2 separate regions of the Mus musculus genome follow, and region 1 is linked to region 2. A link is a loop called in an ENCODE intact Hi-C map of the cell type or tissue named here. Cell type or tissue: heart. All regions are shown on one strand. Links, peaks and the distances in the headings refer to the core of each region. The heading gives the core; the rest is flanking DNA.

Region 1 (16,140 bases), core at 4,214-12,213, 230 kb before region 2:
TGACACACCCACCTTCCCCTTGACTCTCACCTGGAAAGCTGGCGGGTACTAAGTCTGTGTCTTCAAACTTCCTTTCTTTCAGCCATTTTCTTAGCTCTATAAATTCTGATCTGTAGCTCTCATTTACTGACCAGGAGAGAAAAGAACACAGCACAGTTACCACCACTGGATCAGCAGGGCCAGCCCTTCAAGGGCATAAACCTGATGAGGCAGAGCAGACAGGAAAACACAGAGGGAACGAATCTCACTAAAAATGAAAACGATACAAGCTAAACAGAGAAGCCATTCGCAAAACCATTACTTCAATGCACGCACAAGAACATTTGATAAAATCTATTTTCAGTCTGGTAAACATTACCAACAAATGAAGACAGTTTCCTAACTTCCAAACCCAGAGACATGTAACAGAAAACACAGGGTGATGGCGGGACAGGAGCAGGGTGGGGCAGGGTGGAGTGGGTGGGGCAGGGCAGGGGCTGGGAACAGCCCAGGGCGACCCAGCACTGCCACACAACTACCACAGCAACAGTGAAAGCTAAGTGACCTGCTCCTAAGATCGGAAGCAGGGTGAGATAGAGTAGATAGTTAACCAGCATGATATCGGAAATAATACAAAGCATCAAATAGGAAAAAAAGCAAAATTATTTTCAGAAGATGTAAGTATAATCATGGACTATCTGAGAAGACTATGAAAACAGCTACTAAACAACAAATGAGTTTAGCAAATAAGATATAAACAATACATTAAAAAATAATTTTATTTCCACATACTAGTAATAACCAAAAATTCAAATTCCAAAAGTGCTATTAATACAAAATTCTTCACAGATCCAAATATATATATATATGTATGTATATACATATACATACATATGTATACATGTATGTATGTATGTATACATGTATACATGTATGTATAAGTATATGATGTATATGTGTATGTATACATCAAAAGCTATAAACACCACTGAAAACAAGGGACACATCATAAACAGATTAACTAGATTTTATGTTTCTTTTCATTATATGTCGAAGCTCTCGTGATATTTGGAAATGGACCCTGAAGTGCATAACTGGGGTTAAAGTCACAAGGGCGGCCCTTCCCTGATGGCTTCCAATGATGACTGGTGGCCTTAAAAGAGGGGACATTTCTCAGTGGTACTATGCATGAGGCCACAGGTTTGATTGCCAGCGCCCCTTTCCAAAAGTGGAAAGAACACAGATTTCCTTGCCACGTGAGGACAGGATGAGACTCAAGCTAGCCACAAGCTGGGCAGACAGCTCTTTCCAAGGTATCCAGACCTTGATGTTACATTTCTCGACCTTTCTGTTTAAGCTAGCCGGTACATGTCATTCAGAGAAGGCAGCCCACACTCAAACCTAAACAAAAACAGATTCTGATCAAGACGGATGAACAAGGGGTGGCACACACTTTTATCCCCAACACTTGGGAGACAGGAGGACCAGGATTTCAAGGCCAGCCTCAGTTACTAGTATATTCAGGGCGTAGGCTATAGTGAGGCCATGGTTCAAACTAGTAAAGAATGGGTGGGTAAGACTTGAAACTATCACTATGGTAATAAATGGGTGTATGTGTGCATATATTTAGTAAGCTAGGCACGGTGGTCCACGCCTTTAATCCCAGCTCTCAGGAGACAGAGGCAGGCAGACATCTGTGAGTTAGAGGCTAGCCTGGTCTATATAATGAGTAGAAGCACAGCCTGGGATACGCAGTGAAACTCTATACATACACACATACACACACACACACACACACACACACACAAACACACACACATATATACACACATATATAGGATGGAGAGATGGCTCAGTGGTTGAGAGCACTGACTGCCCTTCCAGAGACCCCCAAATTCAATTCCCAGCAACCACATGGCAGCTCACAACTGCCTGTAAGTACAATTCTAGGGGACCCAACACCCTCCCACAGGCATACACGCAGGTAAAACACCAACGTACATAAAATGAAAATAAACTTATGTAAAAAGTATATAGTGAAAAAGCAATTAGAAATTAATATACCAATCTAATATAAAACACTAAAGGAGAAACAGAGAAACAAAAAGCAGATATTCAACACAGAGAAAACAAGACCAAAGACGACAGATGCAAGAAATCCATGAAAAGGCAGCATCCACCAGGCCGAGGACGAGACCAAAGTATTTCACACCGTCGATCAGACACACATCTGATCATCTTCAGAGAGAGAGAGAGCAGAGCAAAGGGATAGACAGACAGGAGGAGGGAAAGGGATGGACAGACAGAAGCAGAGCCACAGAGAAGAAACCAGAAGGAGTGTGTAAGGCACATTTCACCTCTCACAGCACACAGGGACGCCATTAACAAGTGTTCCTTAGGAACAACAGTGCTCTGAGGAGCACGGTGAGCAGACCCTCCTCTACACAGGGCTTCCTCCCAGGAGCAGCAGCCTGTACCTGCTCTTGAACCAGAGCTTCGCCGCCGTCTCTTCCTGGCCCTCTCTGTTCTTCCTCTTCGTCTCTGCATGCTATCCCTGGAGCCTGTGCTGTGTTTAGCTGAGAACAACTCGCAGCTCAGCCCTCCCTTCCAGCTGGACGAGAACCACGGGCCTGGGCACCTTTGAATATACAAATACTTATTTTGGTGAATGTTTTCAGGATTTTTTTTGTTAAGAAAATATTTATTTATTTTACATATAAATGAGTACACTGTCACTGTCTTCAGACACACCAGAAGAGGGCATTGGATCCCATTACAGATGGTTGTGAGCCACCATGTGGGTTCTGGGAATTGAACTCAGGATCTCTGGAAGAGTAGTCAGTGTTTGTAAATGCTAAGCCATCTCTCCAGCCCCATGTTTTCATTCTTTAAGGAAAAAAAAAATCCTTTTCTTAAAAGCTTTGAACACCAAACCATTTTATCTAGTGCTCAATTGGGATCCCTGAAGTAACAAGTTCCACTTATGAGGGGAAGCCTCTAAAACAGTAGTTCTCAACCTGTGATTCACAACCCCTTTGGGGTCGTCTATTAGATATGCTTCATATTGGACATGTACACTATGATTCATAATGTAGCAAAAATACAGTTATGAAATAGCGGCAAAATTATTTTATGGCTGGGGTCACTATATCATCAGGAATTGTATTTAAGGATAGCAGCATCAGGAAGGTTGAGAACCACTGCTTTAAAAGGAGCAAACAAAACCATCAGGAGGCCCTACCGACTAAAATCTCACAGCTGATTTTCTAAACATATCCTCTGGTGACTTTCACAGCTCAATGCTAGTGAACATTTAGTATAGTGCTACGTAACTGTGCTGAAGAACACACAGGGACTGGAGACACAGCTCAGTGCACAGAAGAAAACGAAGGCAAAACATCTATGCACATAAAATAATAACTAATACAAAAAATACCCGGTCATTATGAAGCACCCATCAGTTCAAAAGTCTTAGAAAAAATAAATAAGCCCCACTCGGTGTAAAGTGGATTTTTAGCTCTAAAGGTCAGAATGATTAAAATGGGCATTCGCAGTAGACTAAAGAGAGCACAAGGCAGAGAGACCGGAAGACATAAAATGACTCCATTCCACATTAGCCTCTCAGAGGCCAAAAAGGAAAGATCCAGGAACAGACAAGAGTGTAGACCAACTGTAGAAACTAACAACAGAAACACAGGCAAGCGTCCTTGGAAGATACATGCTAACATTTAAAACCATACAAGAAATACTGAGTAACACTAAAGTTGAAGAAAATTCTAGTTTAAAAGATAGGGGCGGGGAGTGGGCAGCTGGAGAGATAGCTCCGGGGTTAAGAGCGCAAGGGGCTCCTGCAGATCAGGGTTCAGTTCCTAGCACCCGTATGTGTAACTCCACTGCCTGGGGATCCAATGTCCTCTTCTAGCCTCTCTATACACTGCAAGCGTGTGGTGCGTAGACATACCTGTAGGCAACTTACCTTTATACATAAGATAAACCCCTTTGGGTCCTGCCTCTGGGTAAAAAGAATGCCAGGACTCTGTAACAAAACGCCCTAGAGAACATTATATGAAAGCATTCTTTTTTTTTTTTTTTTTTTTTTTTGGTTTTTCGAGACAGGGTTTCTCTGTGTAGCCCTGGCTGTCCTGGAACTCACTCTGTAGACCAGGCTGGCCTTGAACTCAGAAATCTGCCTGCCTCTGCCTCCCAAGTGCTGGGATTAAAGGCGTGCGCCACCACGTCCAGCATTCTTAACAGCCTTTACTACTTCCATCCTACCCTGTACCGTACTAAAGTGACATCCATCTAACATGTGCCAAACCAGTGGAAATGATTTTAAAATCTACTCTAAAAATAAAGGAGGGCAGGAAAGGACCGCCCACCAAGCCGCCCAGGTAGTTTAATCTACCTCGGCAGCAAGACTTGCTTTACGAGTCAGTCTGGAGCCAGGCACCAGGTCCGTCCTGGAGCCCACGTGTGGTGCACAAGGACGCGCAGTTCCACCGCAGCCCTGCCCCCTGCTTGCCACCGGGGCCTCAGTGATGGCCACACGCCACAGCGCCGTCCTGGCTCGCAGTCCTGGACGGACCGGACATCAATCAATCCATGCCACCCGCACCAGCGAACCAACCCAGGCCCGCTGGCCGCACACCACGCCTGCGCAGTAGTCGCTCTGGTCCTGACTTCCGTTCCGGGAGAGGTTCCACACGCGCAGAGGAAATTGGGGTCTGGAGCTACACAGAACTCAAAAAAGCCAACGGAACCCCGCTCCCGTTGCCCAGGCAACGCCAGGCCCACCGGAAGTGCTCCTGCTTACCTTAGAAACCGCGGCGAAGCCGGGGTACGGACGCAGACCGCTCCACCAGCTACGGAGAAAGCGGCTGCGGTGCGGCGAGCCTACGCCTCTGGCACGCGCATGCGCAACTCCCAGGCCTCCACAGCTACGCCATAACGCGATGAGCATAGCTGCTGACCCATGCTCCAAATAGCCAACGGGAAGTCTTTCCTCACCGTGTCCTTTCTTCCTCCGACTTCCTGCCCCCTCCACCAGACTGGCTTACCTGATCCCCACCTTGCCCTGCCCTCCAGCTGCCAGGACCCAGGCGGTCCATTCTCCCAGACAGCCTGTCCCCCGCCTTTCCTCTTATCCACTATGAAGGCATTTCTGTCTTGTCCCAAGACTGTTACTGGAACTGTTAGGGTCAGAGTAAAAGTACGAATTAGGATTATGGGAAGAAATAAAAAGAGAGAGAGAGAGAGAATTTAGACGTCCTCAAACAGCGAGGAGCAAGCTTTACTCAAAGAAGTGGGTTTTCTAGTTCTAGCTCTGCATGTCGCGATCCAAGCACGGGACTTTGTCACATAAAGACCAGAGGTCAGGAAAAGGCACATTTCATGCTTTAAGCTGGAGTTTTTGTAGCTAAGGATGTGGAAGGGAGAAAGGGACAGAATGAGAAAGCTGGGTTCTGACACTACAGCGCCTGTTGTACGTTTTTGCAACCACTGCCACTGGGATAGATATCTGATGTGTTAGAATGTCAGGTCGCGTCTTAACAGCATACTAGGCCAAAACAGTTCCACGTGGAAGAGGTTTTATTGAGAGAGAGGGACGAGGTGGCGGCGGAAAGAGAAAAGAGGGAGTGACAGAGGGGGCGTTCTCCTTATTTATATGGAAAATGACGTAATGAAGGTAAAGGTGGGAGGTGAGCCAAGTGGATGCTGGGAATATGCTGCAGGTCGCGCTGTCGCCTATGTGATGTCATAGGTTTGGGAGGTCCTGATGCTAACAATATCAGCTACTTTTTATTTCTGCAATCTCTGAATCGCTACGTTTGAATTCAATTTCAGGGTCTTGATTGGGAGGGGGGGTCGCGGGGGGGGGGTGCGGTGTTTGTTCCAGATCCTTTATATGCAAAGGATAGGGGCGACTGTTTCTGTCTACCTAGTTCCTGCTGGCAGGGAGCATCATTTTCTAGGGGTTTGATCTGGCATGACTCTAAAAGAAGTACTGTTTTGGCTTTGATTTGTATGAATAACTGAGTAATGTCAGTGAAACGATCCAAGAGAAACTTCTGTTAAAAAAACAAACAAACAAAAAAGTTAGGGCTCGGTATGATGGCACATGCCTTTAACCCCAGCACTCTGGAGGCAGAGGCAGGTGGATCTATGCTAGCCTGCTCTACCTAGCAAATCCCAAGACAGTGAGGGCTCCACAGAGAAACCCTGTCTCCAGAGAAGATGAAGGGGGGAAAAAGGTTAAAAGGCCAAAAGGTCAGGATAAGGAGGATACAGAGGAAAGTCAGGAGAATGGGGAGGAGCCAGGATGCAAGAAGGACACTGGATTTTCAGTATCTGGTCCCTAAGCCTCTGGGCCTCATACAAGCCACCTTTGATTGGTTGCTGTAAAGACAGCATTGTCCCTTGAGGAGAGTGTACATCACTCCGTGGGATGCACTGAGGAGGTCAGTCCCCACCATGGTGGCAAAGAGCCAAGTTCATCTTGAATGGCTTTGATCTGTCTTGAAACATCTTTAACAGATTGAGGCAGTTTCTAATGCAAGGCGCAAATAATAAATCAAGAGTGATCAGGAGGACCCTAGCTTGTCTCCCAAAACCTCCCCCACCCCCTAATTGTCATTCATTATGCTCTTCTGCAACTTTGTTTATTAAGACAGCAGGATCTGCACTGCCCTCAAGGTTCCTTATACACCACGAACTACCCCTGCGTGGCTTTTGTACTGAAATAATTCAATGAACATCTGTCTCACTCCAGCAACAGAAGAAAGTCCCTGGGGGTATGGAGATTGCAGACCAAATAGTCACTGATATATAAAAGAGCAAACCATAAACAGCTAAATTATCCTGGATGACAGAGCAGGTATCCAGACCATGCAAGGTGTGACCACATCTATGTGACACTGCTGAGCGCCGAGGACACTGGAGGGGTGTTTGCTCAAGCAAGACCAACAAGATCCTTTTATGCCTTGACTGTGATGGACACAAAACCTAAAATGCCAAGGAAATCATACAGAATGAATAAATTTACCTGAGGTCACAAAAGAGGAGTCTGAACAGAACTGGAAGCTTGTCTTGCTGTGGATACGTGGTGTTTTACTATACTTTCGGCAGCTCACAACCTCGTGTGACTCCAGTCTGTGGGATCTGATGCCCGGTGCCCTCTTCTGCCCTCTGGGCATGGCACATGGTACGCAGACATGGGTTCAATCAGAACACGCATACACCGTTCTTGCTTCCTGTGGTTACATGGGTTCCAAGGATTGAACTCAGGCTGCTGGGTGACCAAGGTCCTTGCCCTCACTTGCTGAGCCATCCCACCCTGGGCAGCATTTTTTTTTTTGGATTATTCAGGTTTCTTAAGCAATTGACTAGGAGCTTACTTTGAACGGCAATTTACAAGCAATGTATATGAGGCAGTAGAATATTTTGAAATGGAAATCTTATACCTGTCTCCTTTATTTTACTGTATTCCTAATACAATGACCTTCATACACACAGAGAGGTCTTCCTGTGGGGTCAGTATAACTAAAATGTCTTATTTTAATCTAAATGGCCACTTGTTTCTAATAGCAACCTACTGAATGGAGAGGAAACGAAACTTGACCTGGAGATCCCTATAGCCAGGGTGTTAGGAACCAGTGACGAAATCTGTTTCCCACGACTGAACCAAATGTCATTTTGCGAGCATATGGCATCATGTCATCTTAAAAAGGGACTAAAAGGGTGCATTGTGGTGCACAGAAGAGCAGCATCCCCTGAAGGCCCTGTACACATCTGTACACTCAATACAAACATCCAGGTAAGACAAAGCAATTAGAAGTATCTAAAGGGATACCACAGGCTAGTAAGGAATGTTTCCTGCCCAAAGATTACCCCAATAGCTTTGCTTTGGTGTCCTAAGAGGTGAATTCAACACAAATTGCGATTCCTCATCATAATCTCCCAGTTTGTCCTACAATTCAAGTTCCTACAACTTAAGTGGCAGCTTTATGTTATTTTTTTTAAACACCAGAAAGAAAACGTACAGAGGTCCAATTTGCAAGTTGGGGAAAACAGTGAAAAATTCATACAAGTAATGAGGAAGACCTAGACCCGTGGGCAAGCTGAATGCATGATTTCCAGGTGCAAAGCTGTGTTTCTCTCTCTCTCTCTCTCTCTCTCTCTCTCTCTCTCTCTCTCTCTCTCTCTCTCTCTCTCTCTCTCTCCCTCCCTCCCTCCCTCCCTCCCTCCCTCCCTCCCTCCCTCCCTCCCTCCCTCCCTCCCTCCCTCCCTCTCTCTCTCTCTCTCTCTCTCTCTCTCTCTCTCTCGCCTTCTCCTGCAGTCTTGCCTGGCAGCTGGCTTCAACACGCCTTCAGGAAAAAGCCTGAGATGTCAGTCATTTGACCTGGCCGGTTTTTTTCCTGGCTGGTATGTAACCCCCAACTGCATAATGCATAATCTGAGATAACAGACAACCTGACACCTTTCGTTGCATGGTAAACTTTTATTTAAAAAAAAAACAAAAAACAAAAAAAAAAAAACGGAGTTCAGGTAAGGTGAGCCATTTCCTAAATACACAGCAATTTGACAAGAGGCAACTTTAAAATCCACACTAAACAACAAACACACCCCCCACCAGCCACGCCCCCCGTAGGGAGGGGGCTTAAACTGCGCATGCGTGCTAGGTGCGACATTGTCGACGCCAATTTCAGTCCGCCAGTGAACCGGTCTTGAACCACTCTCCAGCAGCCTCGAGAGGCAGAGTTTGCGCCAAGTTCCTTGGTCTCCGACGGCCTCCCTTCTCACGCAGCCATGTCTTCCAGCAGACCCGTGGCGCTGGTGACCGGTGCTAACAAAGGAATCGGATTCGCGATCACTCGTGACCTGTGTCGGAAATTCTCCGGGGACGTGGTGCTCGCGGCGCGGGACGAGGAGCGGGGCCAAACGGCAGTGCAAAAGCTGCAGGCGGAGGGCCTGAGCCCACGCTTCCACCAGCTGGACATCGACAACCCGCAGAGCATTCGCGCACTGCGCGACTTTCTGCTCAAGGAATACGGAGGCCTGGACGTGCTGGTCAACAACGCAGGCATCGCCTTCAAGGGTAAGCCATTGGGTGTGGAGATGGAAGGTGGCTTCCCCAGAGCCTGGTGGCAAGGTGGGCTGTGCCTCTCTGGGATCATTACTAGGACCAGGAGCACTATGCTGTAGGACTCTGAAACAGATCCCCTGGGAGAAACAGGACAGGGTAGTAGGGGCTGCAGGAAAGCAGAGCCTCAATGTTCGCCATCATTTCTAGGTTTCCCTCACCCAGTTGTTGAGTAATTGAATTGGACTTGGCGATACTTAAGTGGAACTATATCTGATACTGAAATAAGCAAGAGATTGAGGAGAGAGAAAGAGACAGAGGGAAACGGTGTTTCCTTAAGATCCTGATATATACAAACTTCACCTAGCCACCCCCAGTGGTGGTGGTGTCTTTCAAGCACAATAGAAAATTGTCAGATGGACAGTGATGCAGAGCTGTATGTAAACAAGACTGTACTTGCAAGTGGATCTCTAAAGCTCTAGCTTACTTAGGTCTTTACATTTCCACTCCGCTAACTCGGTTCTCTTCTCCCCCCCCCCCCCCCGAAAGTCAATGACGACACCCCCTTCCACATTCAAGCAGAGGTGACAATGAAAACGAACTTTTTTGGTACCCGAGATGTCTGCAAGGAGCTGCTCCCTCTAATAAAACCCCAAGGTGAGTCTGCCAGGTGACTTCCGGGCTCAGCTCCTCTCCCTACTGCACAGCCTCTCTGCCACTGTGAGGCACTGCTCAGACCTTTGATCTCAATTCTTTTGTGGCCATTGACTTTCTCTTTGCATACGCAGCTCTTCTTAATCTTCAGATAAGATTCCAGCATCCACTTCTTCCACCTCCTCACCCATTAGGGGCTTTAGGACTCCAATTATGTCTGAAATATTTTGCATACATACTGACATCCCACTGGCCACAATGGCCTGTCCCCACAAGTGCTAAGATTGTACCCAACTACATCCCTCAGCCCAGCTCCACAGCAGCTCTCAGCTGTCAAGATGAACCCTACAAACCCTCTGAGGAAACCACCTTTCTGGAGCAGGACTTCTTTGCCTCTCTACAGCACTCAGCCCCTCCTAAAATCCTTCAGGAAGAAAATCAGGCCTTTAGCAGGGCTCACAAGACTCTATAATCTCACCCTTCCTTATTCCGAGCTCATGTTAGTGCTCCATCAACATGAGAAACCTTTCTGGAAAAACAAACTATCACATTACATTTCTCATGAACTGCTCTCATACCACAAGTCTTTGAATAGCACGTGAATGACCAGTCATTAAACACACCAGTAATGATGAGGGAGCCACTTTGAAAATGTGAGTCTCTGGTATAGAGTTGACTAAGTATGGCTCTCTCAGAACTCCTGTCCTCTCTCCTGTCTTCCCCTCTGGACCAGATCTCACGGTCATCTGGCTTCTCTGCTCACACAAACCTCAAAAGCAAAAAACCAGATTCTCTGCTACTTAACTCCTGTTCTGTGCATCCCTGTCTCACATGAAATCTTTCTGATACAATTCTCACCAGATGTAAAGTGCTGTTCTTGTACATGGTGATGTGTTTTTAGGCAGAGTGGTGAATGTGTCCAGCATGGTGAGTCTCAGGGCCCTGAAAAACTGCAGGCTGGAGCTGCAGCAGAAGTTTCGAAGCGAGACCATCACAGAGGAGGAGCTGGTGGGGCTCATGAACAAGTTTGTGGAAGATACAAAGAAAGGAGTCCATGCGGAAGAAGGTTGGCCTAATAGTGCATATGGGGTCACCAAGATTGGGGTGACAGTCCTGTCCAGAATCCTTGCCAGGAAACTTAATGAGCAGAGGAGAGGGGACAAGATCCTTCTGAATGCCTGCTGCCCTGGGTGGGTCAGAACCGACATGGCAGGACCAAAAGCCACCAAAAGCCCAGAAGAAGGAGCAGAGACCCCTGTGTACTTGGCCCTTTTGCCTCCAGATGCAGAGGGGCCTCATGGGCAGTTTGTTCAAGATAAAAAAGTTGAACCATGGTGAACCCAACTCTCACCTCCCACCCCCTTGTATCCAGACTTTATGAAGGCCAAGGACATTTATAATGTAGTAACACTTCTGAAAAATAAACATAGAATTCTTTGAATGCACAGAGGTTTACAAATGTTTTTAAGTTGTCCTTTATTTTGTTCATATGATTGTCTTTGGTGTATATCAGGAAGGGTGCTACACCCATACAGTGCTCTTGAGTGCCAGGAGAGTCAGTGGATGCCAGGAACTGGGCATAAAGATGTTGTAAGCCTGTTCATGTGTGCTGGAAAAGGAGCTCTGGCCTCTACAAGAGCAGCAAGGGAACTTCCCTGCTGAGCCATGTCTTCAGTCCTCATTTCTACAGATGCCTTTCAGGCAAAACTGCCTTCATCCCAGGCGTTTAATTAAAACAGAACTCAGGCCAAGGGATGGCACGGTGTGACTGCAGACAGTGAACATCAGGAGCCAAAGCAGATTGGGGAAGCTTGTGCACCCTACAGTGTGTGCTATCAGCTCAGGGGTGTCCTTAACAGACACTATGTGTGGAAAGCCTGAGTCATGGCAATGCTGACACAAAACAAGGTGCTCAAAAGGAAAAGAGATCAATTCCCCTGGGGGCATTTTGAGTGACCATGAGGTTACCCAACAACATGGTACACCTTGGAAGCTCTTTCACCTGGGTTTTATAGTTTACAAAACTAAGAAAGCTATTGATCAAGGCAACCTTGAAATACTGTGAGGAGCACAGCAGTGAGTCACATACAATCATCTATAGGCCCAAGAGGCTACCTGAGGACATTCTTAGTTCTTGGATTGCTGGGAGCCTGTGTCCTACCAAGTCCAGAGCTTCTAAGAGGCTTTTATTTAGTAACATCAGGGGTTAGTTCAGAGTTGAGCAAGGATGTGCTGTTCTAAATGCTTGACCTAGTTCAATATAAAGTCATTAACCTCTGAACCTGCAGAATTCCAGTCTCTCCACAGCAACCTGTCCTTCGATCTCTTCAGACTCCTCCTAGGAGTCTGGTTCACAGCCAGACGCAGCTTCTTTTCAAGAATTTTTGTTCACAACAAACCGCAACACAAGGATTGAAAAGTGAGTGGGCATGTACAGGAAGCAAACACATGGTGTACGGGCTTTCTTCATTTGTGTGATTGTATGTGTGCTGTCATGTGTACATGATGTGTGTGTGTTTTCATGTGCACACACATGATGTGTATGTGTGCTGTCATGTGCATGTACAGATGTGTGTGTATCTGTTCATGTATACATACATGATGTATGTATGTGTTGTCATTTGCACTCTGTGATTTTATGTGCATACAGAGGTGTATGTTTATATGCACATACATGATATGTATGTGTGCTTTCATGTTCAAACACATCATGTGTATGTGTCCTTTCATGTTCACATATATGATGTAAATGTGTGCTTTCATGTACACATATATGACAGCCTCGGGGTCATTCCTTAGGTGCTTGACGCTGCTCTGATCAATTTTGGTTCTTCATTTAGTTTCAAAGTTAGGTTACTTGCTAGACTAGCAGGCCAACCAGCTCCAGGGATCTGCTGTCTCTGCCTGCTTAGTGTGGGGGATAAAGCCTATGCCATGGGTCCTGGGCTCTGACTCGTTTGTAAGGCAAGCACTTTTGCTGACTGGCCTAACTCACTCCTCAGCCTGCACAATGACTTCCTGACAATTTTTTTCTTTCACTTTTATATCTCCTGAAATTTCTCCAACCATGGGAGAGGCTAGGAGGCATGTACTAATTTTTTGTTCACCTCTTTATCTGTTGAAAGATTTCCAACCTTGGCCAAAGACTAGGATCCTACTCAGCCACAGAGTATATGCCAGCTTGCCTGAGGCAATGGGTTGAGTCCTTAGAACAAGGAGGAGCAGGAAGAGACCATCGGCTTTCCTTCCTTAATGCATGAGCTGACCCAGGATGACTAAGTGTCACTGTGCCTCTATCACATTGACTATCAAGTCAGGGAGATAACAACAGGATACACATCACCGTTTATGTGTGAAAGCATCATCAGGCATGCACGCATGCATAGGATTTGGTGTCATGCCACACTGCCATTGGGGATGACACAATCCTCAAAAGTGAAGAATGCCACATGCTCACTTTCTGTCACAAGGGACCTTGCAGAATGTGGACGTGCCCATCACCCTGGCTCTGTCAGGAACTCTCCATATTCCTCAAGGCCTCTGACAGTCTCACTGTGGACCAGTGATTTCAGGTTGAAGAGGAACACAAAGCAAGGCCTTTCATAGGTGTTCGCTTCACAAGGCTCCTCTCCCAACAGGGCTGTTCACTTCCTCTTGCTTATTTTGTATTTTTGAGAACAAGTGCCAGAACATCAAGATGGAATATCACAGCCGCAGAGTTCCAAGTGATAGTCTGAAAATGTATACTCCAATCCAGAGACATTTGTCCTAAATACCAGCTAGCATTGCAGAGGTTTTAAGGAATGCACGCCAGGTCAAAATTGTTGATTAACCATGGCATCTGGGAGTATGATTATTCAATATTTTTAATGGTTTAATGGTTTCTTAGGCTGAAGGGTAAAATACACAAGGCTAAAATGAGAGTTTTAGAAAAAGGTAAAATTATGACTGGCACAGATACAATATTAAGCTTCTATTTAACACATGTATGATTATTTGTATGATAAGAGGGATCCAGACAGATGTGAGTCCAAAAATAAAGATTAAAGGTTCAAGGTTACATGGAAAAGGCACACTGAGTTAAAGGATGGACAAAGACAAAACCCAGTGCGTCCATGGTGTAGGGGAAATCACTTAAATCCCAGCATTTAAGTGTCTGTCAGGCCTTACAATTCACAAGTTGTAAGCACTGTGAATGCGGCCAAAGTGCAGTGCTGAGATCTTCCTGGAAAACAGTCACCACTCTTGAAGGAGCTTGATAAGGAACCATCATGCCCAAGGGAGACCAGGAGGAGGTTTGTGGGAGTGAACAATTTGAGTCCTAATTGTCCTGCTCTCTAGTGCTAACTACCTCATGGAGTAACTTCCTCAGATTTCCTAAAGCAGTCCCTCTAACTGAAGGCTTCATCTTTCCTTTGAACTTTGTAGGCTTATGCATGGTGCACATGAATACAAGCAGACATATACACAGACAACAGACTCACAGACACACACAAATAGACAAACACAGACACACCACATACCACACGCACCTCTTGAAATAAATGCATAATTAGCAGGGCAAAGTGAAGTATTTTTTAATTACATCATTTCACAGAAAGTCAAGGATGCCACTGCAGAAGTCATTGCAAACTTACACCACCTGATGCCTTTATGAGGAAAGAGAACAGTCTCAAATCCAGGTGATCTCTCAGAAAGAGAAAGAACAGAAGAGAAGACACGCAGGAGAAAGGGCATCACCATGCCCAGAGAAGAACCCAAAAGACCCACAGGAGAGCACAGAGAGACTGCCTATGTCACCAAGACCCAATCCACTGCAAACACATCCATGACCTGCAGCCATTTTGTCAGGAAATACAGGAAAGGCAGCGATTCTCAATGTCAGCTCTACAACTCGTGGAGAACAAGGAAGTCATGGTGTGAGCAACTTCATGTCACAGGACAAACAACTAAGGGAGACACCCGAAAGTCTGAACAACACTCAAGAAAAGTTAGAAACATAAGGATTCTCCTCTAAAATAAAGCTGCTTCTGCTTCTGCTTCTGCTTCTGCTTCTGCTTCTGCTGCTGCTGCTGCTTCTTCTTCTTCTTCTTCTTCTTCTTCTTCTTCTTCTTCTTCTTCTTCTTCTTCTTCTTCTTCTTCTTCTTCTTCTTCTCCTCCTCCTCCTCCTCCTCCTCCTCCTCCTCCTCCTCCTCCTCCTCCTCCTCCACTGAATCAAGGTCACCCAGGGAGCCACAGGTGGTCACATTGCAAAGAGTAGGTGGCCATGTGGTGCCAGCCCCAACTGATAAACCTACAGCACCATCTCTACTCCTAGGGCTTGGGAGTAAGACTGTTCAAGTGAGAGGTCCACACTGCCTGATGCTATGTGGTAACATCTAGACCAGGACACAGATACTGAACCTGTGAAATCTCAGCAGTAGGCTTGCCTACATAACACCTGCCTAAGGTAAGCACCAGTTGTCCAGTCAACATGGATGAGGAAATTTCATGAGGTCCAACATCTAGATAAAGAGCTACAGGCAAGCTGGGTGTGGTGGCGCATGCCTTTAATCCCAGCACTCGGGAGGCAGAGGCAGGCGGATTTCTGAGTTCAAGGCCAGCCTGGTCTACAAAGTGAGTTCCAGGACAGCCTGGGCTATACAGAGAAACCCTGTCTCATTAAAAAAAAAAAAAAAAAAAAAGAGCTACAGGCAGTCAATGAAGAGATACAGGCTAGTCTTCTTTAGAGCCAAGCCCATGATAGGTCATCCAATCCAAAGTGGTCAGCCCTAAACTTGTGTGCACATACACAACACCGATGACTTCAATACTCTGTGTGTGTGTGTGTGTGTGTGTGTGTGTGTGTGTGTGTGTGTGTGTGTATGTGTGTGTGTATGTATGCCTTTGGGAGAGTGTGTATATATATGGTGTCTGAGTGTGTGTAGAGGGTGTCTATATGGTGTGTATGTGTGTCTGTGGGGGTTGGAGATGTATGTGTGTATGTCTGTTTTATGCTTCTGTGTGTGTGTGTGTGTAAAATGATAATTACAGAAGGAGGGATGATAAACTTGAGAGAGAAGGGGGCAGCAGGTAGAATTAGGGAGGTAGAGAGGCAGAATAGATGCAAACACAGTACTCATATATGACGTTCTCAAAAATAATAAATTTTAAATATAAGCTTCAAATGATCTCTAAGTACAAAACCAAGAATATTGGCCGGGACATAAAGAGGCCCACACCTATGCCTGCCTTCTTTACCTCACCTTTGACTTGATTTTACAGGATAACAGAAGCAGAGGCAGGTGGCCAAGTTCTGCTTGGAAAAGCCTGAGTCACCATGAGATTGAACTTATCCTTGGACACATACGTGGCTTAGACCTCAGAGTGGGAGGAGGTGTCAAATTGTACATGGACTCCTGGACACATCTTTGGGAGGTCTCATCCAG
Region 2 (16,140 bases), core at 4,176-12,175:
AAGTGAAGGTCAGTGATGAAATGTAAAGTGAACCAATACATGCGTGTTGTCAGTGAAGACTATCAAGGCAAACCAATGCTCGAGCTCCCACTGTGAGGTCAGATTTATATTCCTTCTAAATGTCACATGTCCTTTCATGTGTCTGCTTCAGCAAAACACCCTCTCACCTTGTCTGCTTCAGCAAAACATTTGACATAACCTCCGTTCCAAAGAAACCAGAAGTTTCCACTTCAATGGCCACACCATTTTTGTTATGGGGAGCCCTCTAGAGATGACCACTCAGACATGGTTTATAGCCAATTAGAAGTCTTTATTCCAGCTGGCTGGAACTACACCCAGTTATTTGGGTATCCTAAGTGTAGCACCGAGTGTCCAGAGCATGGGGCTTTTGAAGACAAAAACTGCTTCCTGGCATCTCACTGGGCAGCTGTAGGGGGCGCTGCACATAAGCAAGCAATTTTACAGAAGCTACATTAGCTAGGTCACCCCAACCTTGGATTCCGAGAATAGAGTTGAGCAATTTTCCACAGGATTCTCCTTCAGGGAGATGGAATTCTAGTTACCCCAAGGTGGCCTCAACAAGAATACAACATGAAGGGACCTCTGCGCTGCCTTGCCCTGTCATATTTTGTAAAGCTCCTCCATTTAGTTAGTTCCTAGAGCTAAACTAACTTGGTTCCTAGAAGTAATGTTTTCTAGATTCTCTCCTTCCTCCTCCTTCAGATCACCAGTAACGGCCAATCTAGCTCCCCTACCCATGCTAATCAAGGGACAAAGGGAGATTTCCAGTCCCCTCCCTCATCTGCTTTATAACACCAATGTGTTTGGAGGATGGCAGGCTCTGTCTCTTGGACTAGATATCTGCAACCTTCTCCTAAATAAGGCTTGTGCTGCCATTGGGCCACCCATCCCTTTGTCTTACTTGCTGAGTTCTTTTTGCAGTGAGTTCTTTTGAAGGGTAACTTCCCTCCTACCTTGAACCTATGCCATCCCCATGGGGCAGGGACATCAAGAGGACACATATCTGTAGGGCGTCCTGGACCACTCTAGAGGAAACACCGGTGTTCTGATCATTGCACTGTGAAGGGACATCTCTGTGGATAGGAGGCAGAAGCCAGCGATCAGCAAAGGCAGAAGCTTGGCTGCTGATCTTTTTTAGGGGGACTTACTTCCCAGAGTCTCACGGTCTAAACAACAATATGCACCTATGAACTGTGGGGGGAAGGAAATAGGATATACATCTAGTATATCACTTTACATACCTTGAAGAGCTGGAGGCCAAGCAAATGGGCACACACCTCTAAATGAAGCACTCACAAAGCCTAGGCAAGAGGATTGATGGTTGAAAGCTAGCCTTGGCTACATAGTGCAATAGGATCTTAAAACAAAACAGGGTCTCAAAGACATTTGTATACGTACATTTATTTATGACAGGATTATTCACTGGCCAACCTAAATGTCCATCAGGTTATATAACACCTGGTTATATGATATCAGGTTATATAACATAAAGAATATTTGCTGAGCGTGCGGGACCCATGCTTACAAAAGAATGTTGGAATATGGCTCTACCTCTGCTCCTTCCCACTCTTTGCCGAAGGCAGCAGACATAAAGGCAGAAGGGTAGCAGTGAGGCTCGGGTGCAAATCACCATGTAAGGGCTGGACTTTGCAGTGTCATGTGAGCTGAGGCTCACGCCCCAGCAGGTGGCTGTGTTGCGGTAAATCTCCAACCCTAGTAAGCCTGCGCAAAGAAAGCACAACTCAACTAATATGAATACCAGCTGCGAGCCTACCACTACTCTACTCTATTCCCCATCTATGAGATCCCTTGCTACCTGCGGTTTTTCTAGGTCTTGTGCTTCTCCATCTTCTTTACACGTTCTCCTCGGTCTGTCTTCCTCTCTTCCCCCTCCCCCCCCCCCCCCCCCCGTAACTTTCAGCTCCACCTTTCCCTTTCACTGCCCAATCACTGGCTCTAGCTTTTATTTTACAAGTTAAAATGAGGAGAAGGTTCACAAATAGTCAGTCCCCATCTAAGGCAGCCCCTCTTGGGGAAGCATAATTAGCATCAAAATACAAACACCACCAGAGCAATGCCACTGCTTAGGCGTGTTTAAAATAAACTGAATAGGCTGGGTGTGGTGGCACACGCCTTTAATCCCAGGGAGGCAAAGGCAGGCGGATTTCTGAGTTCAAGGCCAGCCTGGTCTACAGAGTGAGTTCCAGGACAGCCAGGGCTACACAGGGAAACCCTGTCTCGAAAAACCAAAAAAAAAAAAAAAAAAAGCTAAATAAACTCATTTAGAGGAATCCTTACTTTTGTTTCCCAGGAAATATAGGGTTTCCTTTCATGGATTCATAGATGGTTAGTGAAAGAATTTTAAGATGGTCCTAGAAGGAAGTTTGAAGAACGTTTTATGAGAATTAAGGAACAGGGCATGCAAACTGTTCATCTTGGCAGCAGCCATGAAAAGGGGGATGGAGAAGAGAAAGACACAGTCACAGATTTTGAAAAAAAAATATATTTATATTTCTTTTTGCTTGAATGTGTTAGCTCCCACGCACCACGATGATGTGAACACACGGGTTGCTTTTTTCTTGCTGTGATAAGACGCTGTGACTAAAACAACTTCTAAGAGAAAGCATGTAATTTGTGGTTTACAGCTAAGAGGGCAGGCTCATGTAGAAGACACAAGGTCCTTGTGCTCACAGACAAGTGCCCGGGGGAAGCAGGGATGTTAGACCTGCAGCCTCTTCGGCTTCTCAGTCATCCTCCCTAGACAATTATGTTGAGCATTGCTTTTCAATCAATGGGATCCATCTTTATGGAAGAGGTCACATGTACTTTACAAAGAGTTTCGAGAGGCTGGAGAGATGGTTCAACGGTTAAGAGCACTGAGTGCACTTCCAGAGTTCAATTCCCAGTAATCACATGGTGGCTCACAACCATCTGTAATGGGATCTCATGCCCTCTTCTGGTGTGTCTGAAGACAGGAACAGTGTTCTCACATACATAAAATAAATAAATAGGCCGGACAGTGGTGGCGCAAGCCTTTAATCCCAGCACTTAGGAGGCAGAGGCAGGCGGATTTCTGAATTCGAGGCCAGCCTGGTCTACAGAGTGAGTTCCAGGACAGCCAGGGCTACACAGAGAAACCCTGTCTCGAAAAAACCAATAAATAAATCTTTAAAAAAACAAGAGTTTTGGTGTAGTGACACCTTAAGCTCTGCTGTACGAATAGGAATGAGTTAATTATCACCAGGAAACAACCCCCCCCCCACACACATACCACCCACCCCCCCACCCCCAGCCCAAACTGTGCTGTGCTTAAATAAACTTCCTGGTGTCAGACTTTGGAGTGTGAACACCAGCCAGTGAGTGGACTTCCGTTTCGCCTCTTACTCTCTGCTGGCTGAGACCCCATGAGCACACCATCATATGGCACAGAGTATGACAGCAGACAGGCATGGCATGGCACAAGCGTGAAGCAGAGAAAAAGAGTTAAAACCCCAAAGCCCCCCCCCCTGCCCAGTGACACACCTCCTCCATCCTTCCCAAACACTTCCACCAACTGGAAACCCAGTATTCAGACTATGAGCCTACTACTCTTATTTCAACCACGACTCAGTTCTTTCCTTCCACCACGTGGGTCCTAGGTTACAACTTAGGCCATCAAATTTGTTGACAAGTATCCTTACCTGCTGAGCTGTGTTACTACTGAGCTGTCTTACTGGTCCAGTTGCCTTTGAACTTAGGTCCAAAGAGGCAGGCACACCTAGCAATGGAGCCGCATGGCAGAAATGGGTGAGGCTTCAAAGAAAGAGCAAGGATGTTCTGAGGGTCCATCTATTAAGAAAGGAAAGCACTTCCAAGAATAGGGGTGGACTACTGTGGTGGTACAAATGAAAATGCCCCCCACATGCCATTAGGGAGTGGCCTTGTTGGAGTGCATCACTGGGGGTGGGCTTTCAGGTCGCAGATGTTCAAGCCAAGCCAGTGTTCAACTCTCTTCCTGCTGCCTGTGAATCCAGACGCACAACTCTCAGCAACTTCTCCAGTACCACGTCTGCCCGTATGATGCCGTGCTTCCCACCATGACAACGGACTAAACCTGCAAGCTAGTCTTAATTAAATGTTTTCACTGATAAGAGTTGTGGCCATGGCTTGTATTCTCAGCAATAAAACCCTAAGCCAACTATAGAGAGAAAGCAAAAACCTCTGAGACAGGAGACCTATGACCCTTACAGCATGTTTGCAGAGCACCTATCCCCGGATGTTATGACGCCCAGATGAGGAAGGTATTCCGTCTCCTCTCCTACATGCACTTTTATTTGTATGCAAGAATGTTCGTCTGCATGTATATATTTGCAATTTGTGAATGTCTGGTACCTTGGGAGGTCAGAAAAGTGTGCTGGGTCTCCTGGACTGAAGCTATATCTGTGAGCTGCCATATGGATGCTGGTAACAGAATCCTAGACTGTCTTCTGCAAGGCAGCACATACTCCTAACTGCTGAGCAGTCTCTCCAGCCCTCCTCTGTTCGCACTGACACAGCTCCTTTCAGTGTCTCCTACTTGGCTCTGTCACAGAAGGCCTTTCTGCAGTGAGGAGATGTTCCTTCATGTCTCCTCAAGAAAGAAGAATTGGGACAGGGACCAGGTCATGAAAAGCCCATCGAGTCTTCACTAGTACACTGATATTACATTTTTAAAAATTTTTTATGATTTATTTATTATATGTAAGTACACTGTAGCTGTCTTCAGACACACCAGAAGAGGGCATCAAATCCCATTACAGATGGTTGTGAGCCACCATGTGGTTGCTGGGATTTGAACTCAGGACCTCTAGAAGAGCAGTCAATGCTTTTAACCACTGAGCCATCTCTCCAGTCCCACATTCTTTTTTTTTTTTTTTTTTTTCGAGACAGGGTTTCTCTGTGTAGCCCTGGCTGACCTGGAACTCACTTTGTAGACCAGGTTGGCCTCAAACTCAGAAATCCGCCTGCCTCTGCCTCCCGAGTGCTGGGACTAAAGGAGTGCGCTACCGGCTTCAAGTCCCACATTCTTAAAGCGAACAGAATTCATGAATGGAGAGGTGCCCGATGGCTAATAGCGCTGGCGGTTCACGCTGAGCACCTGTTCCGGTTCCCAGCCCCCATAGGGCAGCTCGCAAATCATCTGTAACTCCACTGTAACTCCACTTCCAGAGCTTCTAACAGCTTCTTCCGGTCTCTTCAGACACTGCACACGTGTGATGCACAGACACGCATTCAGGCAAAACACTCACATGCACAAAAGAAATAAACTCTCACAAAGAATAATGATAATTTTAAAAACCCAAAACAACAACAAGCCGAGACCAGGTCTGGAGAAATGGCTCAGAGGTTAAGAGCACTGACTGCTCTTCCAGACGTCCTGAGTTCAATCCCCAGCAGCCACATGGTGGCTCACAACCATCTGTAATGGAATCTGATGTGTGTCTGAAGACAGCGACTGTGTACTCAAATAAATAAATCTTAAAAAAAAAAAAAAGAGTCGATTTCTGAGACATGTCCTGATATGAAGTCATTACGCTAAATTTGATAAACTAGTTGTTAGGCTGGAACCCCTGCTCAGCCCCTGCACAACCTGGGAAACCCTGTCTGCCCTCCTTCCCCTGACCCCGCCCACACAGAGAAAACTCCCCCTGCGATTTAAGAAAAAAACTCCAGACTAACATGTCATCACTCTGACTGGGAGCTGCCCACACACGGGGTCTTTTTGACTATGTATAGGCACAATCCCAGACGTCATCACCCCGCGCACAAGACCCATAAACCCCCTTGCTTTACCCTGGATGTGCGGCTTAGATCACTGAACCCACCCAAGAGCTGCCTCCTAATCAACCTGTCTTTATTTACTTTTAATCTGATCTAAATTGGCCTATATCTGCCTCACCAAGGGAGAGAAAAAGCCTACCACGTGTCACTACATATTTCATGATTTCACTTAAATCCATGCAGAGTTGCATGGTAGTCATTAGGGGCCGAAAGGGGAGAGTGGAAGATGGATGGCTGCATTGACCTCCATTGTGGGAACACACTGAACGCCCCTAATCTGACCTTTAAAAGGTGAAGTTTACGTGTGTTTAACAACAATAAACAAACAAAATACTGCAGGGAGGTGTGGTAGTGATTCACATCTATAATCCCAGGATTTAGGAGATAGAGGCAAGAGGGTCAGGAGTTTGTCAACCTCAAGTACAAAGCAGACCAGCCTGGGTTACAGGAGGCTCTCTTTCAAAAAGAAAAACAAAGCGATTATGTGGATCTCAAGAAAATGTGGCGAGACAGGCTTTCCTCAGCTGCATCCCGTGGGGAATCCTCTTCCCTGATGAACAAGTATTTGTCCCACCCTAGGCACTGTTTTCCCCGCAAAGACAACCAGACTCGGATGAAACAGGAAAACAAGGCTGACCTGCTTGTTAATCCTGTCAACTTGACAAGATTTAGAATCCCCATGGGAACAAACCTCTGGTCAAATCCACAGGGGAGTTTCTAGACTAAGCTATTTGCAGTTCAGTGGAGAATTTGCGCAGCCTGGGCTGCTGACACTCTCTAGGTTGACTGCACGGCTCACTGACCGGCCATCATGGTTCAACTGTCTTGACAGCCACCTGTTCTGCAAGACTAGACACCAGTTTTGCTTATCTTGTGCCTCTTATTCACTCTTAAAAACAGTGAATACCACAGGTTTTAATTTTACATCCCCTTATTAATTTAAAAGTATTTAAGTTTTTACAAGCCTACAGTTAAAATATGAAGAGAAAACACAGTTGACGTGTAGGAAAAGGAGAGGATCCATCCCATACTGTAGTGTTTAATAGACAGCGGTCTATAATAAAGGATACTAAATTGTTTATCAGCAGAAGATGAACTGAACTTTTTTTCGTTTTGTTTAGTTTTTTTTTGTTTTTGTTGTTTTTTTTTTTTTTTTTTTTTCGAGACAGGGTTTCTCTGTGTAGCCCTGGCTGTCCTGGAACTCACTTTGTAGACCAGGTTGGCCTTGAACTCAGAAATCTGCCTGCCTCTGCTTTCCAAGTGCTGGAATTAAAGGCGTGCGCCACCACTGCCCGTCTGAACTTTTATAAATAAAAATATGACTATCGTTAAGACTGCAGTAAATACTCTTGCAAATCTTTTAACCTTCTCTTTACTTGTACTATTTAGCATCCCTTTCTTGACTAATTTCTACATGCTACTCGCTGCAGTACCGGGCTCCACACACACTGAATTAACGTGTCCGTGCGCTACCACTACCAGGATAAAAGCTGATGATTTTCAGGCAAACCCAAAAAGTAATTATTTTCTTCATTTTGTCCTGTAAGATTCCAGTAACATCATTACCAGCGGCCATGGATTACACTTTTGCAGTGCGATTTTCATCAGAGTTTGCCTAGCTTCTACACATCATTCTTCGCGCCAATCTTCAATCTCAAGGTCCAGCTACGCGAGGCGAGGAGCTCGCGCCCGCCCGCTCACCTACGCATGCGCCCAACGCCTGGGTCCTGCGCGCGCAGCAGGTCAGGCCCGCTCGGGCAAGCCTCTGCTGAGAATCCTAATTCGCCTTTGCCCGAGGCGGAAATGAGTGGGTGTGGCCTGGTGTTGTCGGTTCCGCCCCGGAAGTGGGCGGGGCGTTGAAGCCCGCGGCGGACTCGTAGCCTCCCAGTCGGGCTGCGGCCGAGGCCGGTCCTGGCTTTGTAGCTCACTCAAGATGGCGGCGCAGCCACCCACCGGGATCCGCCTCAGCGCGGTGAGCAGCCGCGAGGGGAGGAGCGGGCCGGGTCCCAGGAGGGCGGGCAGGCGGGCCAGCCAGGAGGTGGCAGTGGGCGGCGGCGACTCAAGGGCTGGCGCGGCGGCCGGGAGGTCGCGGCGGGGCCAAGGGTCCGCCGCCATGTCTCCTCGCTCGGAGGAGCGGCTGTAACGCGCGGCCGGTGCGCTCGCGGCATCTCGGGGCAAGCCGAGGCGGCCTCCCTCCCTCCCTCCGGCTCTGCGGCGCCCGACAGCTGTTGTGGGAGCCGCGCCCTCCGCGACCCGCCCGCCCCGGGAGCAGCCGCCGGGCCTCGTCGGGGCGGCGTGGGCTGCGGTGCAGCGCGGTTCCTGCACGCGTCCGTCCCTGTCGGTCCCGGCTCGGAGGAGCGGAGGCTAGGACTCATCTCCTCCGCTTGCTTGGCATGCCCCTGCCTTTTCGGGCCGAGCCCATTGGTGGCAAACCCTTTGGAGGTGGCTGGGAGTGGTCGCAGAAAAGGACTTACACTTTCGGGTCCAAAACATTGTGGGCGTGGCTTCACCTGATGATTCCTGCAAAGTTTTATTCTCTGCCGGCCCTGAGGTCTTAAGCGGGGAAAGTTACTTCCTTGATGTTTGAAGGATGGCTGCGGTGGCCCATGCCTGGCATCCCCAGCGCTCGGGTGACCGAAGCAGGCAAATTCTAGGACAATTTAGGGAGACAAGGGGAAGTCCTGTCTCAAAGGCAAAAAAAGCGGTACTACTGTGTTATGTAATTTCGTTGGCGAGCGGTAAGGATTTCCGGAGGTTAAAGCACCTCCCGTAGGTGCTCTTCAAGAATGCAGGTCTCCGTCCATTCATTAGGCTACTTCCGTCATTTGGGATGTGATAGCCCCAAGTGTGCATGAAGTGTTACCTAGTTTTATCGCGTCTGCCTTTTTTTTTTTTTGTGAGGTTGAGTATTCTTCACATTTTTTGTTATGTTTTGTTTTAAATTGCCTGTTAGTACGGTTTCCCCCCACACAGTTTATGTGTGTGTGTGTCTTATGCACCTGAAGATGAGGACTTCTGAACCCTCACTGCTAGTTATGAGTTGGCCCATGGGGTGCTGGTAACTGAATCCTGGTCCTCTGTAAGAGCAATTTGTGCTCTTTTGTTTGTTTGTTTGCTCTTTTGTTTGTTGACAGGGTTTCTCTGTGTAGCCCTGGCTGTCCTGGAACTCACTCTGTAGACCAGGCTGGCCTCGAGCTCAGAAATTCGCCTGCCTCTGCTTCCCGAGTGCTGTGATTAAAGGCATGTGCCACCACTGCCCGGCGCCAAAAGAGTTCTTATTCCCAGGATAGTGATAGAAATTATCCTGTGTCAATTATGAGTGACTAAGGTCCTGGAACAGGATTTAGATTCCTGTGAGTAATGGGGGTGGCGGTGGTGGTGAGTGTGTGTCTTGGGTTACCCAACAAGTGGCTGACTTCCTGATTGCCAGGCAAATGTTCTTTATGTTGCTGTATCCCCAGCCTTATAGAAGTCCTAAATCATACAACAAAATAAATGCATAGATGAGTACATTTGCAGAAGTACTGGCTGGAGGGGTCAGGTAGCAAGCAGGCAGATCTTTGCTGGGCCCAACAATACATTTGAGAGTTTTACCTAGCAAAGGGATGCTAGGTCAAATACAGAGTTGATGGTAAGTAGCTCTTAAGAGAGACTAAGAAGTCAGGCCTTGTGGTACATCTGTAATTTTATCCACTGTGGAGGCTGAGGTAGTAGGACTACAAATTCAAGGCCTGCCTGAGCTACAGAGTGAGTTCAAGGCCAGCCTAGACAACCTGTCTCAAAATAAAAAGGAAAGAGGACTGGGCTGTGTTTCAGTGGGAGAGTACTTGCCGCCATGTCTGGGGCCCAAGTTCAACTCCAGCACTTGAGGGCACTAAAGATAGCTCAAGAGAATTTTGGCTGTCATACAACATTCCATTTCTCAATCATGATGTTATGGTTAGCCAAACATATACAAGATCCTCAGTACAGATGGACCTTTAGAGAACTTCCATTCATGACAGTTAGCCTTAGGTGTTGCCACAAGTATTTGAAGTCTCTATTTTGGGTCAGGGATATATCCCAGTGTAATATAGCACACACTTAGCATGTGCTACGGCCCTTGGTTCTACTGCAGTACCAAAAATAAAATACAAATGCTATTTCTTTAAAAAGCTACATCCAAGTGACAAGGCGTAATATAAGCCCAGCACTAAGAAAGGTGAAGTGAGAGGATCAAGAGTTCCAGGCCAGCTTATACCATTTTCTTGACCCTTTACTCAATAAGAAAGATAAGCCACAGCCTAAAGAGAACTCCCAGGTTGAGTCCTGATCAGTAGAAATGGGTGAATTACATGTCTAATTGGTTCTGCATCTGAACCTTTTTCCCTCCTTACATATTGCATTCTCTGATTCTTCAAAGTTGAAGGGCCAGGAAAACGGCTCAGTTTGGTAAAGTGCACTCGGTGAAATCATGAAGACCTTAGGTCAGGTCCCCAGCCCCCAGGAACGTGTCTATAATCTCAGCACTAGGGAGGTAACTGACTGGATCTCATTAGCCAGCCAATCTAGACAGACTAGTGAGCTCTAGGTTTAGTGGGAGACCCTGTCTCAAAAATAAGACTAGTGAGATCGAGGTCGAAGATACTCTCAAGCTAGCCTCTGGCCTCTACTTTCGTGTTAAGCCCCACAAACCCACCACAAAAAGATTGAATTGATACTGGGCACTCTTGAGGCTGAGACTGGAGGGTAACAAATTCAAGACCAGCCTGTAAGACTTAGTAAGACCCTGTCTCAAAATATGAGAAAGAGGACTGGGCATATAGCTTAGTGGTAGAGCACTTGGCCTGGTGTGGGAAAGACTCTAGAACCATCCTAAAGGAACAGAAAAGCTTGGCCTGTCCCTGTAAGCCAGCACTCAGGAGGCAGAGGCAAGCTAGGGTAACATAGGGAAACCCTGTTGAAACGAGGAAGCAAGCAGACCAAATTCCTTTAAGTTGGCAGTGTTGGCAGATGGTGTTCTTGAGACCCTGGGTTCTTCCCCATTGCTGTAACGATGTTCAGTTAAGCACAGTGGCTGTTTGGAAACTTCAGCATTGTCTTTCACTGTCTGCTTTGGGTTCCTGACGGTTTGAAACTTTTACCTTATGAACCAGATCCAGCCTGGCACCTGTATGTATGACCTGTGATCTAAAAGTGAGCATTCAGAATGTTCGAAAAAAAAAAGTTGTAGGACGTGACATAAATTTTAGTGCTCATAGTTTTATTGTAGACACCGTGTACAGTTTACATATAACTGTGACCTGCTTGGAGTAGGGGAGAAGCTAAGACATGAACTTTTCATTTATCAAAGGCCATAGAACTAAGCTGGGCAGTGGTGGCACACACTTCTGATCTTAACTCTTGGGACGGTAGGGGCAGGCGAATCTCTTGAGCTCAAGGCCAGCCTGGTCTACAGAGTGAGTTCCAGGGCGTGGGACATGGAAGGGCAACATTCTTCAGTGTGTCATTTCTAGGCTATTCTACACACATTTTAGAGTCATTTAGGAGGTCTGAGATCCTAGCATGGAGTGCAGAGTGCTAAATAAACATTTTTCATTTTCTTCTGTTGTTTGGTGGCTTTTCTCCACCCTCAGATAGATCCCTGTGCCTCCAGCTGATACAGGTGCACTGCTCACCCGCTCCTGAGGTGTGGCATTACTTCATTTACTTATTTTTGGTGGAGTTGGTTTGTTCTCTTTTTTTGTTGTTGTTTTTTCGAGACAGGGTTTCTCTGTGTAGCCCTGGCTGTCCTGGAACTCACTTTGTAGACCAGGCTGGCCTCGAACTCAGAAATCTGCCTGACTCTGCCTCCCGAGTGCTGGGATTAAAGGCGTGTGCCACCATGCCCGGCGGTTTGTTCTCTTTTATTCTCAGATATGCCTGGCATGGTACTGTGATTGCATTTTCTATACAGCTTTTTACTTTCCCTGGAGTTAGCCATTGATTTATATGTTTTTTTTCCTCCATACTGATCAGTAGATCGTTCACACTTTCACAGGATCATAGAGGTCTTTTTCCTGCTGTGTTCAGAACACACCCAGCATTTATCATGTGGGATTCCCTGGCTGGATAAAGGTGTGGGGACTTCTTTAATCTTCTGTTAGGACTGTGTGGATTTACTCCTTAGTAAGCACTGAGTGACTTACAGCATCGGCTGAGCCTGCCCTCCTGGCCGCAGTCCTGACATAAATGATTCGATGTGTAACTTTGGACAGATCAGTCTCCTTGTACCCAAGGTTCTGGTGTGAATGAGGAGTGTGATTCTCTTACCCATAACAGAATTGTGCTTTAAGTTTTTGGTTTGTTTTGGTGATAATGTTCTTCTTTAAGATTTTTTTATTATTATACGTTAAGTACACTGTTGCTGTCTTCAGACGTACTGGCAGAGGGCGTCAGATCTCATTATGGGTGGTTGTGAACCACCATGTGGTTGCTGGGATTTGAACTCAAGACCTTCGGAAGAGCAGTCAGTGAGTGCTCTTACTCACTGAGCCATATCGCCAGCCCATGCTTTAAGTTTTTGAGGAATCTTCATGCTGTGTTCCATAGCGGCTGTACATGTTATATTCCCAGCAAGTGTTAGCCTAAATAATACAGGGTGGCTCTCCAGCACAGCAGATTGCAATGGCAGGGAAACCCAAGCAGAATACAGTAGCCATCATGGACATAGAGGGCACAGGAAGACAAGCACACCAAAAGTAAGTGGGTAAGGGTTGTGTTTTGAAACAGTTGTCTGTGGATGCAAGGAACACCAGGGTACCATCAGCTCAAGGATGATCAGTGAGTTTCTGGACCAGTGATGGATGCTCAAAAACTGCTTTGAATCTGTATATGAGGCTGTGGTTTTTGCAGTCTTCTGTGGTGGTTTCTGTTACCTGGAAAATATTTTCAAGGATCCTCCCTCCCTATGTGGCTTTACCTTGTTTTATTTTGGTCCTGACAGCATTTTTCTTTTTCCTTTTCCTTTTTCTTTTGCTTCCTTCCTTCCATCCGTCTGTCTGTCTTTCTGTCTGACTTTCTGTCTTAATCATTTATTTGTTTGTTTGTTTGTCTGTTTGTTTGTGGTGTGGAGGGCATGCACACATGTGCCATGAGAGAACAGAGATTAGGAGTCCGTTCTCTCCCCCACCATGTGGGTCCCAGGGATTGAACTCAGGCCTTTAGGCTACCAACTACTTTGATACAACAGAGCAATAAAAGTTCTAATTTCTTTGAATGCTTCCTCTTTTGAGACAGTCTCAATATTTTGCCCCTTAGCCTCACTTGCTACAATAGACCAAGATGGTCAGACTGACAGAGATTCTCTACCTTCCAGGAGCTGGAATAAAAGCCATGTACGCCTAGCTAGCCTCCTGCAACTGTTTAGAGTTGGTGGGGTTTTGTTGTTGTTGTTGTTGTTGTTGTTTTGTTTGTTTTTGTTTTTTTGAGAGAGAGCATGTGAGAGAGCGTGAGCTAGAGTTTGCGTGTGGAAGCCAGGAAAGGCAATTGCTTTGCTTAGAGCTGGAGCTACAGTCACTTAGGGGCTTCTCGAGGAATTTCAATTCAGAACATGGCTGCTATGGCAAGAAATCACATCCAAAAAAAAAAATCTTCTAGGTCTGTGTTATCTGGCTGGAATACAGAGGAACCTTGAATCCAAGGAGACAGGCAAGCAGATCTCTGAGTTCAAGGTCAGCCTTGTATAGAGCAACATTCGGTAAAGAAAAGCTTAGGTCCAGGCATGGAGGCGCACACCTTTAACCCAGTACTCAGGTGACAGAGGCAGGTGGATGTCTGAGTTCTGTTCAGTCAGTTCATGAAAATCAGAGGCAGCTATCAGTAGAGTTATACAGAGAGAGGTTGAAGAGAGAGCAAGCTAGATACAAATAAAGACCGAACAAGCCAGAGAATTAGAAGGAGCCAAAAGATTAGAACAAATTGCTAGAGTTACTTTGAGACCAAGCAGGGCAATTCAGTGAGAAGCAGAAAGAAGCCAGTTTTGAGTCATCTTGAAGAGGAGTTTTGAGCCAGAACAGCTGAATTAATGCAGTCAGCCAGAGCTCAGGAAGAACTAGGAAGGGTGAGCTTACTCAGTGGTAAGTCTCAGGCTGAGCATTCTCAGCCTAGGTTAGCAGACAGAGGCAGTAAGCCCCAGACAGCAATTGTATCAGGAGAATAAAAAGTATAGAAACTGACCAGTGTGACCCTGAGAACCAAACTCTGGTTTAAGCTTTATTGAATTCTGAAAGTTGAATTTTTTTTTTTTAAGTTTTTGCTTTTCTCTGGTGCTAAGATGAAACCCAAGATGCTGTAACTGCTGGACAAGTACCCTGCCACCAGTGTCTGTCCCCAGGGTTTTCACTGTCATTTGTTTTGTGATTGAGGTTTCCTGGGAAAAGCTGGGACTTCGAAGGCCAATTGACATCAGTGATGTGGATTCAGAGTTCAGAGCCAAGTTACCTTAAGACATCTTTGGCCCTTTAATAGCCATTATTGCCCTCCCCTGTGGCTTAAGGTCTTTGAGCATTGGGAAAATCATTTGAAGTATATGGATGGACCCCTATATTTCTCTCAACCAAAAGGTCAAGGAATGCTGTCCAAAGCATCTGAGGCTGAAAACAGCATTTTCCTAGCTTTACTGTAACCTACCAGCTAGTGTACCCAAAAGCCATGATACTTGGATTCCTTTGCTCTGCTACTCTAAAAATTTCATCAGATTATTACTACTCTTGAACATTTGGCTCTAGAATGAACTGTCTCTTACCCCTTTGGGGTGAGAGCTGTTTCTTACGTTGCTGGTGAACTTAGATGTACAGTCATAAATGTCACTTTCATTTCTTCAGCTGAAGTGATGAGATAAGAGCTGTACCCAAGCTGTGCAAATACATGGCTTGGGCATTTCCTTCTTTGTTCTAACTATCCCTAAGTCTGGTCCTAGAAGCTTCCCACCTCTGTACAATATAATCTTCCAAGGTGAATGATTCATTCTGGCTGCTCTTGGCTTCTGACTGAATTGTTCTGCCTGGCCTCATACTAACTTTGACAATCTGTCCTAATCTCCTTCTTGTTCTCTGGCTTGTCCTCTCTGTAACCTATCTCTGTAGAACTGTCTCTGTGAAACTGCCACTCACCACACATACCACACACACATACACACACACATCACGGGCACACACACTGCACACCTTTTTCTCACTCTCTCTGCTCTTTATGTAGTCTCTCTCCCTCTGCTGTTCTCATGTGAACTGAGAGTATCCTATCTCTGACAACTCTTTCTCTGATTGGTCACTTTGCCACTCAATTAGATGCCACTTTCAAACATTGGCTGCTTCCTTCTACAAACAAACCTTACCTTCACTGTTAGGGATTAAAGATGTGTACTAAGGGTGTGTCTGTATTCTGGCTGGATCATATCTTTGGATGTGATCTCTTGCTAGAGCAGCCATGTTGCTGGATTAAAATTCCTCTACATACATAGTTCTAAAATTTGATATAGTTTGATTTATATGCCTTTTTTTGTTATATTCAAGAAATAATTCCCAAATCAAATGTCTTGAAGCTTTTTTCTTCTAAAGTCTAACAATTTATCTCTTATTCTAGGTGGGTTTTGTTGTTATTGATGGTGATGGCAGTGTTTTGTTTTGTTTTTTTTTTCCGAGACCAGATTTCTTTGTGTACCTCTGGCTGTCCTGGAACTCACTCTGTAGACCAGGCTGGCCTCGAACTCAGAAATCTGCCTGCCTCTGCCTCCTGAGTGCTGGGATTAAAGGTGTGCGCCACCATGCTGGGCTATTTTAGGTTTTGATCTATTTTGACGTAGTTTCTATGTATTGTAATGCAGGAATTTGGTTTGCCCAGTTCCATTTGTTGAAAGGGCTTTTTCCAGTGAAGATTTTGGTGCCATATGTTCAGGGTCTGTTTGTAGGCTGCTGACTTGTTGTGAGTCTGCCTGTCTTAGCGGTCCTTGGAGTCAGCTTGCCATGTCCATTCCTGTAGGGAGCTGATCTCTGCAGTTGTCTGGGTTTTCTGTAGCCACATCTCCAACAGCTCATGCTGGGTGCCAACTTAAAACTTGCTTATGTTTTGATACTCTGCTTTCCTAGTGATGGAATTATAGGCTCTTGGTCACCATGCTCAGTTGTACGGAGTGCTGGGAGTTGAACCCAGGGCTTTGTGAATGTTAGGCAGGCGTTCCACCAATTGAGCTACATCCCCAACCTTTTGTGTTGGGGAAGTGGAGGCAAGAGGATTCGAAGTTTAAGGGGAGTTCAAGGCTATCCTAGGATACGTGACCCTGTCTTTTTTTTTTTTTTTAAGTGT

What was found. Hi-C counts contacts between places; a loop is a spot of excess contacts. Peaks named below come from ENCODE experiments on the same cell type or tissue, not always from the same donor. Only the 100,000 strongest peaks of a DNase experiment are listed, where the experiment ranks them.
Region 1: it touches region 2 in a loop (4-fold over the local background); 1 of 42 quality-filtered maps calls a loop at or near these places.

The regions. Positions count from the first base shown.
Region 1 is chr16:93,599,182-93,615,321 of GRCm38, forward strand. Setd4 (SET domain containing 4) reads right to left here and starts at 4,634. Exons shown (of 12, transcript NM_145482.3): 1 at 4,385-4,634; 2 at 3,956-4,030; 3 at 2,457-2,617; 4 at 31-126. The coding sequence starts at 2,526. It overlaps Cbr1 (carbonyl reductase 1), which reads left to right and starts at 8,656. Exons shown (of 3, transcript NM_007620.2): 1 at 8,656-9,073; 2 at 9,608-9,715; 3 at 10,614-11,168. The coding sequence starts at 8,785. The coding sequence ends at 11,050. In heart, for the core only: a CTCF peak has its summit at 4,490; DNase peaks (open chromatin) are centred at 4,680 and 8,670; H3K4me3 peaks cover 3,184 bases; H3K27ac peaks cover 2,324 bases.
Region 2 is chr16:93,824,557-93,840,696 of GRCm38, forward strand. It overlaps Morc3 (microrchidia 3), which reads left to right and starts at 7,565. Exons shown (of 17, transcript NM_001045529.3): 1 at 7,565-7,792. The coding sequence starts at 7,754. It overlaps Gm30881 (a long non-coding RNA gene), which reads right to left and starts at 8,536. Exons shown (of 3, transcript XR_876266.3): 1 at 8,295-8,536. In heart, for the core only: no CTCF peak of the experiment used is centred there; DNase peaks (open chromatin) are centred at 7,635 and 8,335; H3K4me3 peaks cover 2,152 bases; H3K27ac peaks cover 1,432 bases.